Regions from separate parts of the Homo sapiens genome. Here all the other regions are linked to region 1. Evidence: chromatin contacts called from ENCODE Hi-C or POLR2A ChIA-PET data. All regions are on one chromosome and are shown on one strand. Each heading gives the region's core, a stretch centred on a gene start or an enhancer-like site at or near the end of the contact. The rest is flanking DNA. Distances are from core to core; before and after follow the strand shown.

Region 1 (3,537 bases), core at 470-2,969:
GGATAAAAAGTGCTTTAACATACATGTCAGTTGATTTGAATATTACACAAATCTAAGATAAATATGGAATGTTTCATGCCTGTATTTGATAGAAAAAGAAACTAAACTAAACTACACAGAGGTTGCAAATTGACCCTTCAAATCTAGAGAGCGGTAAAAGTTTGAGTAAAATTCAAGTCTGACTCCACATCTATTTCACTATTTCAAGCTGTCCCAAGTTGTGAGCGACTTTACCATAATATAGTTAATAAAATAAAGGGAAAAAAGTTTTTAAGTTTTGGAAGACTTGATTTAAAATACAATATGAACATAACATGAAATCAACATAAATAGAACATGAAAAGAATCAGAGTAAATTGCTTGCCTATGCCTTATATGCTTGTATGAAATTCTTGGTATCTTAAAATTGTATAAAAACAAAACTACACACTTATGTGGTAAAAACATACCCCAGCTGTGTCGAGACCTCCGACCACGAATCCACCCCATCAAATACTTATAAGTGCACGTCTACCGCAGAGAGGAATCTAAAGTCTTCAATGCACAAAGGATTCCTGAATAAAATAAAACTGGGCATTTGTTTTTTGTTCTCTTTCCCGTGGTGAGATAAAATATTTTGAATAGAAAAGTAAAATGCAGAAACTTTTCCCCTGTGCATGCCTTTAAGAAAAGAATAGAAATGACAATTCACATAAAGCCAGGCAAAATTAATTTTATACATTTCTCTTGGTTGTAAAATAATCGCCAATTACTTCAAAATGTCATAACAATATAATGAACCTATTAATTCACCTACATTGAGATATTTAATACCAATATTTTACTTTACTGATATTAGATAACAACACACCCAGTTTTCTGTTTATAGTCGTTTATTGCTTCTTGGCCTTTTAGCTAAGATCAAGTGTTTCCAGTTGTTTATTTTATCTGGCAATAATTTAGTTTTCTTTCTGCAAGCTAAACTCAGGTAAGTTATATGCACTTTTGTTGAATGTCCTTTTCTAGTGCATTTTAATCCAACGTGCCCATATCATCATCATCAACAAATTATCATCACCATCATCATTAACAAAACTAATCTCACATGTTTATATAGTAACATCTTAGCAATGCACAGCAGAGCTTCCAGAAAAAACCATTTAATAAATAAGCATAGTGCTTAGATTTCAAAAATAAAAGCTATTTCATATTTGATTATGATAGTTGGAAAGCACAGATATAACTTGTTTCACCTTGCATGTAAAGATGTGTATCAAAGGTAAGTGCCCCCTACAGCATCAGAAAACTCAAAAATTTGACAATTTAAATTGAATCTCAATTCTTCTCATCCTAAATGTAAAGATTCATTTTTCTAGTTTTGCTTAGAGACAAGGCTTCTTCTTATAGTAATATTACAACTTCTGATTCTTCAATAAGTATATCCTAATTACCTATCATCAGATACAGTGATAGAATATACATCAGAAATGATAAGCATTCCGTATCCTCAGGAGTTCTATTCAAGCATCTAAGAAACAATTAGAATTACCTTATAGTGTAAATATTTTTATTTTTTTGAGGTTGAAATATAATTTCTCATATCTTGAATAATAAACACACACACATACACACATACACACACCTGCTCAGAGAGGGAAGATCTTGATTCTTGTGGATAAAAGCCTTCTATAAAACTAGAAAATTTAGATATGTCCTCAGTTCCTGATCTAGAATTGAAAGTGGAGATACTTAGTGAATTTCTATCTTTGAGAAAGATGTGACAAATATTATAATCTCATCTTCCTGTGGAAAAACATAAACCACAGTACTTCCGCCTTATCACTACAAAAATATTGTTAATTTGGTAAAAGAGTTAAGACCACCCATTGTTGGATAAATGTTAGGTTGGTGCAAAAGTAATTGTAGTTTTGCCATTATTTTAAATAACATTTTAGGATTTGAAAATGATGAATTTAAATGATGCCATTTAATCCTAAATATTTTAGAGATTCAATTCAATTCCAGTTAATACCTCAGGTTTTGTTGTAGAACTTACAAAGCAGAATTCTACATGTACATTAAATTACAAAAGTCAAGACTAGGAAAGTCACAATTGAAGATGAAGAAAATGTGGGAGCCTTGTTTTACTAGATAGTAAGACCTATGTTAAAACCGTATTAATAAAGGCAAAGTGGCATGTGGGGCATAGATAGACAAATTGAGAAGGGTAAAAATACAGACAAGAAAAAGTCATGTGCATAGATTAAAAAATATAAGGTAACATTGCAGATAAAGTGGGAAATTAGCTCCTATTCAATAATTTGTCCTGGGTTACTATCACACTGGCCTTTAAGTTACAAAAAATTAGTCCTGGGAATTTTTAAATTTTAATATAAAAAACATGAAATTGCATCTCTGTCATATCTACATCATATGCAGGAGAATTAGAAACTTAAATATATACCCCAGTATACATAAGAATAATATATGAATTGATACCAATGAACAAGATAAGCTAAATATATATTTTATGTTTATTAATTTAAAATACTAACATAAGACATCATATAAAGTAATATAAGATGAACACATTATAACATTTTAACAAAAACCAAAGCTATTAATCTTAAAACTCTGAAATATAAGGAAGGAAAACAGCTTTCATGTGGTGATGTGTTAAAGTTGGACAATAAATTTATTCAACATTTTTTTTCTTTAGCGAATGCTATTTGCTATGCACTTTTCTAGATCTTGAGAATGTCAAAGTAAACAATCCAAAAGAAAGTTTTTGCCCACATGGAAATTAATTACTTTTTTTTTTTTTTTTTTTAAGAGATGGAGTTTCACTCTTGTTGTCCAGGCTGGAGTGCAACGGGGCGATCTCGGCTCACTGCAACCTCCGCCACCTGGGTTCAAGCAATTCTCCTGTCTCAGCCTCCAGAATAACTGGGATTACAGGCATGTGCCACCACACCTGGCTAATTTTTGTATTTCTAGTAGAGACGAGGTTTCACCATGTTAGTCAGGCTGGTCTCGAACTCCTGACCTCAGGTGATCCTCCTGCCTCAGCCTCCCAATGTGCTGAGATTACAGACGTGAGCCACCACACCCAGCTGGAAATTACTTTTTAGTTTAGGTGATATAAAATGAATAAGTATAAAACAAATTCAAAATTAAACAAGATAGGTGAATATAAAACAAGTTGAAGAAAATATGTTATTTTCTGACATACCAAGATTCTTTTCAGCTAATCAACATTTTCTATTAGCTATTTTATATAGTAAAAATAGATCTATATAGAGGAAATATAGGCTGATATTTTCTAACAACTACATTTTAACAAATATTTGGTTTTTGAAAGGAAATGAATAAATGAGTAAATGCAGGCTTTTTATGGGAAAAACCTGAATCACAATTTCCTGAAGAGTTATTTTTATATATGTAGTTTTCGATTGAATAGAGATTGTCTCTTAAATACAGAATTGAGAAAAGGGGGATAGGAATAGGATAAAAAAGAACATTTGAATATCCTACCTATTTCGTTTAGTTCAAATGGCA
Region 2 (3,751 bases), core at 1-2,500, 3.4 Mb before region 1:
AAACAGCATCCAGATAGAGACAAAGAGCCTTCCCTGTACCCTAAAAGTTTCCCAGAAATTGTTCCCAGTTAGCATATTTATTTTTATAAAGGTAATGCATGCCCATCATATAACATTCAAAAAGGTATGTAGAGAACCAAGTGTCTCCCCCAGCCCTGTCCTCCAGCCACCCAGTTTCCCTCCCTAGGGGAAGCCACCAATATGTGTTTCTTATGTATCCCCTGTTGAGCTGCTTTTCCTCGTTTTGGTTTGGCGGTGTTGATGTTTGTATTTGGAATTACAGGTAGGCAGCATCATATACCTTAGTGTTTAGGGCCTCTAAGATCAACCAGCCCTGAGAAAATCAGCCATGGTGAGGACCTTGTCCCCCAGCCCCCCAGGAGATAGGCCCCCTGGTGGGAGTGCTGGGGCAGGGCAGAGGCCTAGGGACAAGAATTAGAAAGGACCCATGTTGACAGGGCTGCTCAGGGTCATGTTGTCCATCCCTCTGCCACAGTGGCATGGACAAACTGCATATGTTGGTTAGAGGAGGGCACCCTTCTCTCTTGCAAGCATTGGCAAGGTCTTAACTATTAGTCTCCTGCTCCCATGGCAGCCCCTTTGGACAAGGAGGCTCTTAATCTCTGTTCTTTGAAGCCCTGAGGGCTGGTGTATAGGAGTTCAAAGCACTGGCTTTGGAACCGGACTGTCTGGGTTTGAATCCTGGCACTGCAGCTGACTCACTGATGGACTCAGGCAATGCCTTAAACTCCCTGAGCCTCAGGTTCCTTGTCTGTAAAATGATAAAGATAGCCCCTGTTTCATAGGGCTGTGGTGAGAAACCAATCAGACAAGGCATGTGAACGCCATTATAGCACAGCGCCCGGCATCCAGCAGGACTCACTCGATGACAGTTGTCACCGCCATCATTGTTATTAGCGTGGGCCAGGGAGGGCTGCGTAAAAGCAGCTGGTGGAGGAGGGAGAGATGCCGTGGGACCGTCTGGGTTCGCATGCGTGAAGTATTATCTGGGCCTGGAGTGTGCAAGGCACACATGTGTCCTTACTGCATGTGTTGTCACATATGTGCAATGCCATGCTCCTGAGCCTTTGATTGCAGACGTGTGGGAAGTGGGCCCCGTCCCCACCCCCAGTGCCACCCTGCTCTGCTTCTCTTCCCTTGCTGTGCTCTAAAACGAGAAGTACAAGTGAGTTCCCCCAAGGGGTCGGCCGCGCCTCTTCCTGTCCCCGCCCTGCCGGCTGCCCCAGGCCAGTGGAGTGGCAGCCCCAGAACTGGGACCACCGGGGGTGGTGAGGCGGCCCGGCACTGGGAGCTGCATCTGAGGCTTAGTCCCTGAGCTCTCTGCCTGCCCAGACTAGCTGCACCTCCTCATTCCCTGCGCCCCCTTCCTCTCCGGAAGCCCCCAGGATGGTGAGGTAAGGGCCTGCCACCCACGGTAGACAGGAGGCAAGGGTGCCTGGTGCCCACGGGACCCCTCCTCACTGCCCTGCCTGGGCCGCCCAGGTGGTTTCACCGAGACCTCAGTGGGCTGGATGCAGAGACCCTGCTCAAGGGCCGAGGTGTCCACGGTAGCTTCCTGGCTCGGCCCAGTCGCAAGAACCAGGGTGACTTCTCGCTCTCCGTCAGGTAGGTGGGCCCCCCGCAACCCCGGGCATTTTGGCCACTCTCTTGTGCCATCCAGGCCCTGAACCACTCATTCCTGGTTCCCCGTGGCAGTGCTGACTCCCCGTCTGTTCCCTTGCCCCCAACCCCCACACTCCCCATCCCTGTCTGTGCCCACCCATGCCCATGTGTGCCCCCACCCAGGACCTCAGCCGATCCCTGCCCTCCTGCCTCTACTCCTGCACCGACTGGCCTCACCGCCTGGTGCCCTGCAGGGTGGGGGATCAGGTGACCCATATTCGGATCCAGAACTCAGGGGATTTCTATGACCTGTATGGAGGGGAGAAGTTTGCGACTCTGACAGAGCTGGTGGAGTACTACACTCAGCAGCAGGGTGTCCTGCAGGACCGCGACGGCACCATCATCCACCTCAAGTACCCGCTGAACTGCTCCGATCCCACTAGTGAGAGGTGAGGGCTCCGCACCCCCGCCATTCCCAAGCAGGGATGAGCCGGCTCCCACCCTGAACAGCCAGGGAGGCAGGGAGACTGGCAGCCGGCGCTGCCTACCCTCCATCCCCTCCCCTCCCTGCACCAGCTGGGGCTCTCAATGTCCCTCCTCCCTGCTGTCCTGGGACCTGGTGTCTCAGAGCCTAACCTACCACCCTTTCCACCTAACCCCGAGGAAGCCACAGAAAGCTGCCTCGCCCTACTCCGGGAGCCCTGGCCGCTGCAACCCAGGTCCCACTGGAGACAGGGAGGCCACTGCTGGTGGCCAGCATGTCGTGCAGGCCAGCTCTGTTGTTAGAAAGCTCTTCTTCCTCTGGAATCGAGCCTGCCTTCCTCCGTCTGCCCCTCACCCCAGCACATGTTAGGACAGTGAGGAGCTGACACTGGGGTGAAGATGGGGATGAATGCTTGCCAAGACACTTGATGCCTTGTCCCAGCCGCCCCGTGGGGATGGGTCTGTCCTGTGGGGTCAAATAGGTCTCCGGCCCAAACAGAGATCATTGAGAGCACGATGTGAAGTGTTCACCTGTGTAAAGTGTCTCACGCTGTCCCGGGCACAGAGTAATACTCCAGGCATTTCCTTCCTGTGGCCTCCCCGACTCCTCCTGTGGTCTCCCAAAGGCATGGGCTGGGGGCTGGGGGCTCTGAATGCTCCTCATGACACCATGGCTCCTTTCAGCAGCCGCATCTCAATGCCAGATCCCCTTAGAGTAAAGGGCAGCGGAATAACGCTAGGGGGTTTTCACATGCACCCCTGGGCCAAGCCGACTTGCCCTTGCCGTGGATCCCTGCATTCATGGATCGGTTATTGAAATGATCGGGAACCTTGCTCCTGCCAGCTTGCAGCCTCTCTGAGATTCGGGCCTCCAAACTGCATCAATATTTTTGGTCAAGGCACTGATTGAAACTTAGAGCTGGATTCGGTCACGGTGCAGCCCTGTGGCCCACCTGGGAGGCCTCCTTTCCTGGATCGGCCTCCTTCAAGGCCTTCCCTCTCTCTGTGAGCCTCACATGGCTGGCTCCGTGTCTGCCCCCTGCCCTTCCTCTTCCCCACCGCAACACTCAGGGGGCTTTTGGCACCGAGACCCTCTAAAGCTCATGTCCTCTCTTTCTCCTTGCCTCCAGCCAGGAGAGGAGGACGGGCTGACCAGTGCCTGGAGGTGGAAGAGAGGAGCAGGGCCCCAGGAGGCCCCTGCAGAGGAGGCTGAGGCCTGGGTTCAAGGAGAAGAGAGAAGAGAGAGAAGGAAGGGAGGGCAGTGCCGGGGCGGGAGGTTAAGACCAGGGAAGCCGCACTGGAGGCCCTTTTGGGTGACCCGTCCCAGGAGCCAGTGTCACCCCTGAGCCTGGGAGTGTGTGAGAGGCTCTTTCTCCCAGGTTCTGCTGTGTCCTCTGCCTTGTCTGTGCGCCTCCTCCTCTGCGAGAATTTGCATCTGTCCCTCGGTGGCTCTGCGCTTCCTGTGGTCAGCCTGACATTTGCATGGAGACTTCCTCATCCTGGGGCCTGAGGGAAGGGGCTCAGCCCCCTCCCCGCTACCTGGGGTCCTAGCCTGTCCCCAGGCGGTGGGCTGAAGTAGCCCAGTGGGGTTAGGAGGCTCTGGGGGTCTCTCGGCTGGAGTCACCTCCGGGCAGGGGTGAGATGG
Region 3 (3,374 bases), core at 462-2,961, 4.0 Mb after region 1:
ATTTCTTTTTTTTTTCTTCGAGATGGAGTCTCACTCTGTTGCCCAGGCTGGAGTGCAGTGGCGTGATCTTGGCTCACTGCAACCTCTGCCTCCCGGGTTCAAGTGATTCTCCTGCTTCAGCCTCCCGAGTAGCTAGGACTACAGGCGCGTGCCACCACGACTAGCTAATTTTTTTTTTTTTGTATTTTTAGTAGAGGCGGGGTTTCACCATGTTACCCAGGATGGTCTCGATCTCCTGACCTCATGGTCTGCCCGCCTCGGCCTCCCAAAGTGCTGGGATTACAGGCGTGAGCCACTGCACCCGGCCCTAGGTGATATTTCTAAAGGCCACCTTATATTTTAAGTAAATTGAATGGTTCCAGTTATAAAAATAAGTATTAACAACCCTATTCTAATTTCTTATTAGTTACAAAAATTTCTTGTTCAGTTTTCTGTCTTCTTCACTAGAGTACAGATTTCTTGAGGACAGGCACCTAACAGATCTACAACACAGTGATTGCTAAATAAATACTGAACCAATACATTCATATAATGAGAAGTTACATAAAAAAACAATAACCACACGGTACCATCTAATATTATTTTCAGGCTATTCTTGCCTTGCAAAACATATGTACTTTTATTCTTTTTTTTTTTTTTTTTTTTTGATAAGGGGTCTTGCTCTGTAGCCCAGGCTGGAGTGCAGTGGTGAGATCTTCGCTCACTGCAATCTCGGCCTCCCAGGTCCCAGTTCAAGCAACTCTCCTGCCTCAGCCTCCTGAGTAGTTGGGATTACAGGCACGCACCACCATGCCTAGCTAATTTTTGTAATTTTAGTAGAGACGGGGTTTCACTATGTTGGCCAGGCTGGTCTTGATCTCCTGACCTCAGGTGATCCACCCCCCCTCAGACTTCCAAAGTGCTGGGATTACAGGCCTGAGCCACGGCACCTGGCCAAAACATATGTACATTTATTCTATCATTTAGTGCTTCCAACCTAGTTCAACTATAGTCATGATTGCCATTATACAGGTGAGAAAACTGAGTAACACACTTATTCCGAGGAACCGGCAAGGAAGCTGCAGTAGTTGAACTTGAACCCAGATCTCTTAACCAGTAAGGCAGTGACTTGTCCACTACCTCCTGTGGAATTCATTAAAGGCCGACTCCCAGCATGAAATTGAATAAATGGGATGAATACAACTTCTGGTGAGAGAGTATGATAAAAAGTGCTTGCTCTGTTACCAAGCAACTGAAAGAAAGTATGTTTTTTTCATTCCTTCATTATTAATACAATTCAAAGTACATTCTGTGAATTTAAAACATAAATGATGAATAAATCAACATACTCCTGGCTTTTATGAAAATCTTTCCCTCTGCTCTTTAAACTCTCACCTACCTCCTTCCTTCTTTCTTTTCTAAGCCTCATAGAGGGCGCTCACAAAGTGCTACTTATTGATTGAGGAAGATCCACTCAAAAAACACACCTCACACTGCAACTGAGAGACGCAGCGCCACCACCTCGGGCTTCCTTCTCTTTTCCACGCAGGAGGCGGGGCCAATGTCCCTCATTCAAATAAAAAACCAGAATTTGCATGGGGAATGGCTAGTCCTTGAGCTTATTGGCTGATAGCACAGTGGGCGGGGTACATAGCACGACCCCCCGGAGCCCCGCCCATATTAATTTGCATAACGGCCCCGGCGCGTGCAAGGGAGAAGCGGGTTTGTTTTTGAATCTGCGGAGGCGGCGGCGGTGGCAGCGGCGGCGCGGCGACTGAAGCGCGCGAAAAGCTGAGGCGGCAACGTCGGGGACGGCTGCGCGGGACGGCTCTGTAGGAAGGAACTTGGTTCCCCCTCCCTCAGCTTCCGCCCCAAAAGGTATATGTGAATCCCAGGGGCTGTTAAAACCACATTTTCTTAAATTACTATTGTATTTCTGAAGAGTCAAGACCGCATTATGGCGGCTGCGGGAGTTGTGTCTGCGCCTGCGCGGTTGCGGAGCTGCGGGCGGCGCTGCATGGGAGCACGTGATCTTGCGGGGTCGGGCTCTAGCTGCAGTTGTGCAGCTGGCGGGGCGGTGGCTGCGCAAGCGCAATATTCATTTTCAAGATCTAATGTTCTTGTTGGACGCCATTTGGGTTCTAGATTTAATTTTCCTCGTTCTTGAGGGGTTTCTTTGTGTTAACCTTAAATTCTCACAATTTTCAAGAAAAACATTACTCTAATGTTGTACTCCTGGGCCGACCTCAAGCTCTTCTCTGTTTTTTCGATTTTTTGAAAAATTGTGGACTTAATTTTCTGTAAAAATGATTTTCATTTGTGGTTCTTGATTATAATTTCAGTTTTAAAGTATTACTGGATTCAGGTTTATATTTACGGTGGTAAAGATCAGCACCTAGTGGTGTTCTCACGGGAAGTGCATTTATTTGAACTGCATATTTGCAAATACATTTTTAACCCTATTTTTACCTGTTCTGTTATGGATGTGTGGAATGTTTACAAAACAGAAACAATTTTAGTTTTGGGAATATTGGGGGAACGGGAATAGTGGAAGAAATTACAGTATAATCGAAAATGAAATCTCAATCTGAGGATTATTTTGGTTTTAAATGTTTGATCCTAAGTAAATAAAGTTTTAATTTTAATCAGTTTGTATGTTTCTGGGCATTTGAATTTTACATGTTTTAAGTTTCTTAGGTGACTTGTTCATTACTGCTTCAGCTAGATTATTGTTACTTTTGAAATTAATCAACTCATTTTCTTAGCATTTTTGTTTGCTATGATATGTAAGCTATAACATTTATTTGGTAAATTTTTCTGATGAAGAATTCTAGAAAGAACATCCATTACCCTGAGGCCTCTTTGAAGAAAGTGGACCATTAATAAAAAAAATCTGTTTTTTTCTTTTAAACACTGTACTGTATGCATGTGTGTAAGATACAGTTGTGTTTGATTTTTTAATTGTAAGTGTGCTCCTGGTTTTATTAATAGTTTTTTAGGGAAGGTAATTATAAATATGCTACTGATTAGTTTAAAATGGTAGTGTCAACTATAGTTAAATCTTATGTAACACAATTGGGGGAAGTTATATAAGATTTGATATGATTCTCCCGTTGTGCAAATTCTTTCTTACTAAGCAAAGAAACTTGCAAATGTTTTCCATAGACTTCATTTGTGGTTCATATATACAACAACTGGTTTCTTGGTTGGTTATAACTCTTTAAGTTTGAATCAGTCTACTGTCAAATGAAGACGTGCCTCTTGCTTTATAATCTCGGTTAATTTAGGGAAATTTTTATTGCCTAAAACAAATACCATTAGTAAATATTACCTAGATGTAATTGAAAGTAATACTTTTGGTTGGTGGATTTTTAAATGACGTCACATATGAGATA

The links. A loop is a pair of places that touch in the nucleus more often than their neighbours do. ChIA-PET counts read pairs that join two places held with the same protein, here RNA polymerase II (POLR2A).
Region 2: a map of CD8-positive, alpha-beta T cell shows a loop between it and region 1 (32-fold over the local background). The contact joins the promoter of PTPN6 here to the promoter of KLRK1 in region 1. A Hi-C loop is called at or near these places in 1 of 168 maps with a recorded cell type or tissue (CD8-positive, alpha-beta T cell). POLR2A ChIA-PET finds 5 or more read pairs at or near these places in 1 of 52 experiments (HEK293).
Region 3: a loop to region 1 is called in a map of CD8-positive, alpha-beta T cell, with 10 times the contacts of the local background. The contact joins the promoter of ATF7IP here to the promoter of KLRK1 in region 1. A Hi-C loop is called at or near these places in 1 of 168 maps with a recorded cell type or tissue (CD8-positive, alpha-beta T cell). POLR2A ChIA-PET finds 5 or more read pairs at or near these places in 1 of 52 experiments (MCF 10A).

Annotation. Positions count from the first base shown.
Region 1 is chr12:10,388,322-10,391,858 of GRCh38, forward strand. KLRK1 (killer cell lectin like receptor K1) reads right to left here and starts at 1,720. Exons shown (of 8, transcript NM_007360.4): 1 at 1,622-1,720; 2 at 450-554. The coding sequence starts at 489. It overlaps KLRC4-KLRK1 (KLRC4-KLRK1 readthrough), which reads right to left. Exons shown (of 13, transcript NM_001199805.1): 6 at 3,514-3,537; 7 at 450-554. The coding sequence starts at 489. All of the region lies in intron 3 of KLRK1-AS1 (KLRK1 antisense RNA 1), which reads left to right.
Region 2 is chr12:6,950,106-6,953,856 of GRCh38, forward strand. PTPN6 (protein tyrosine phosphatase non-receptor type 6) reads left to right here and starts at 1,251. Exons shown (of 16, transcript NM_002831.6): 1 at 1,251-1,415; 2 at 1,504-1,626; 3 at 1,878-2,072. The coding sequence starts at 1,408. RefSeq lists enhancers at 549-1,484, 1,485-2,418, 2,419-3,353, 3,458-3,717.
Region 3 is chr12:14,363,971-14,367,344 of GRCh38, forward strand. ATF7IP (activating transcription factor 7 interacting protein) reads left to right here and starts at 1,712. Exons shown (of 15, transcript NM_018179.5): 1 at 1,712-1,857. It overlaps LOC124902884 (a long non-coding RNA gene), which reads right to left and starts at 3,220. Exons shown (of 2, transcript XR_007063220.1): 1 at 1,379-3,220. RefSeq lists enhancers at 1,293-2,110, 1,342-1,401, 1,872-1,931, 3,288-3,374.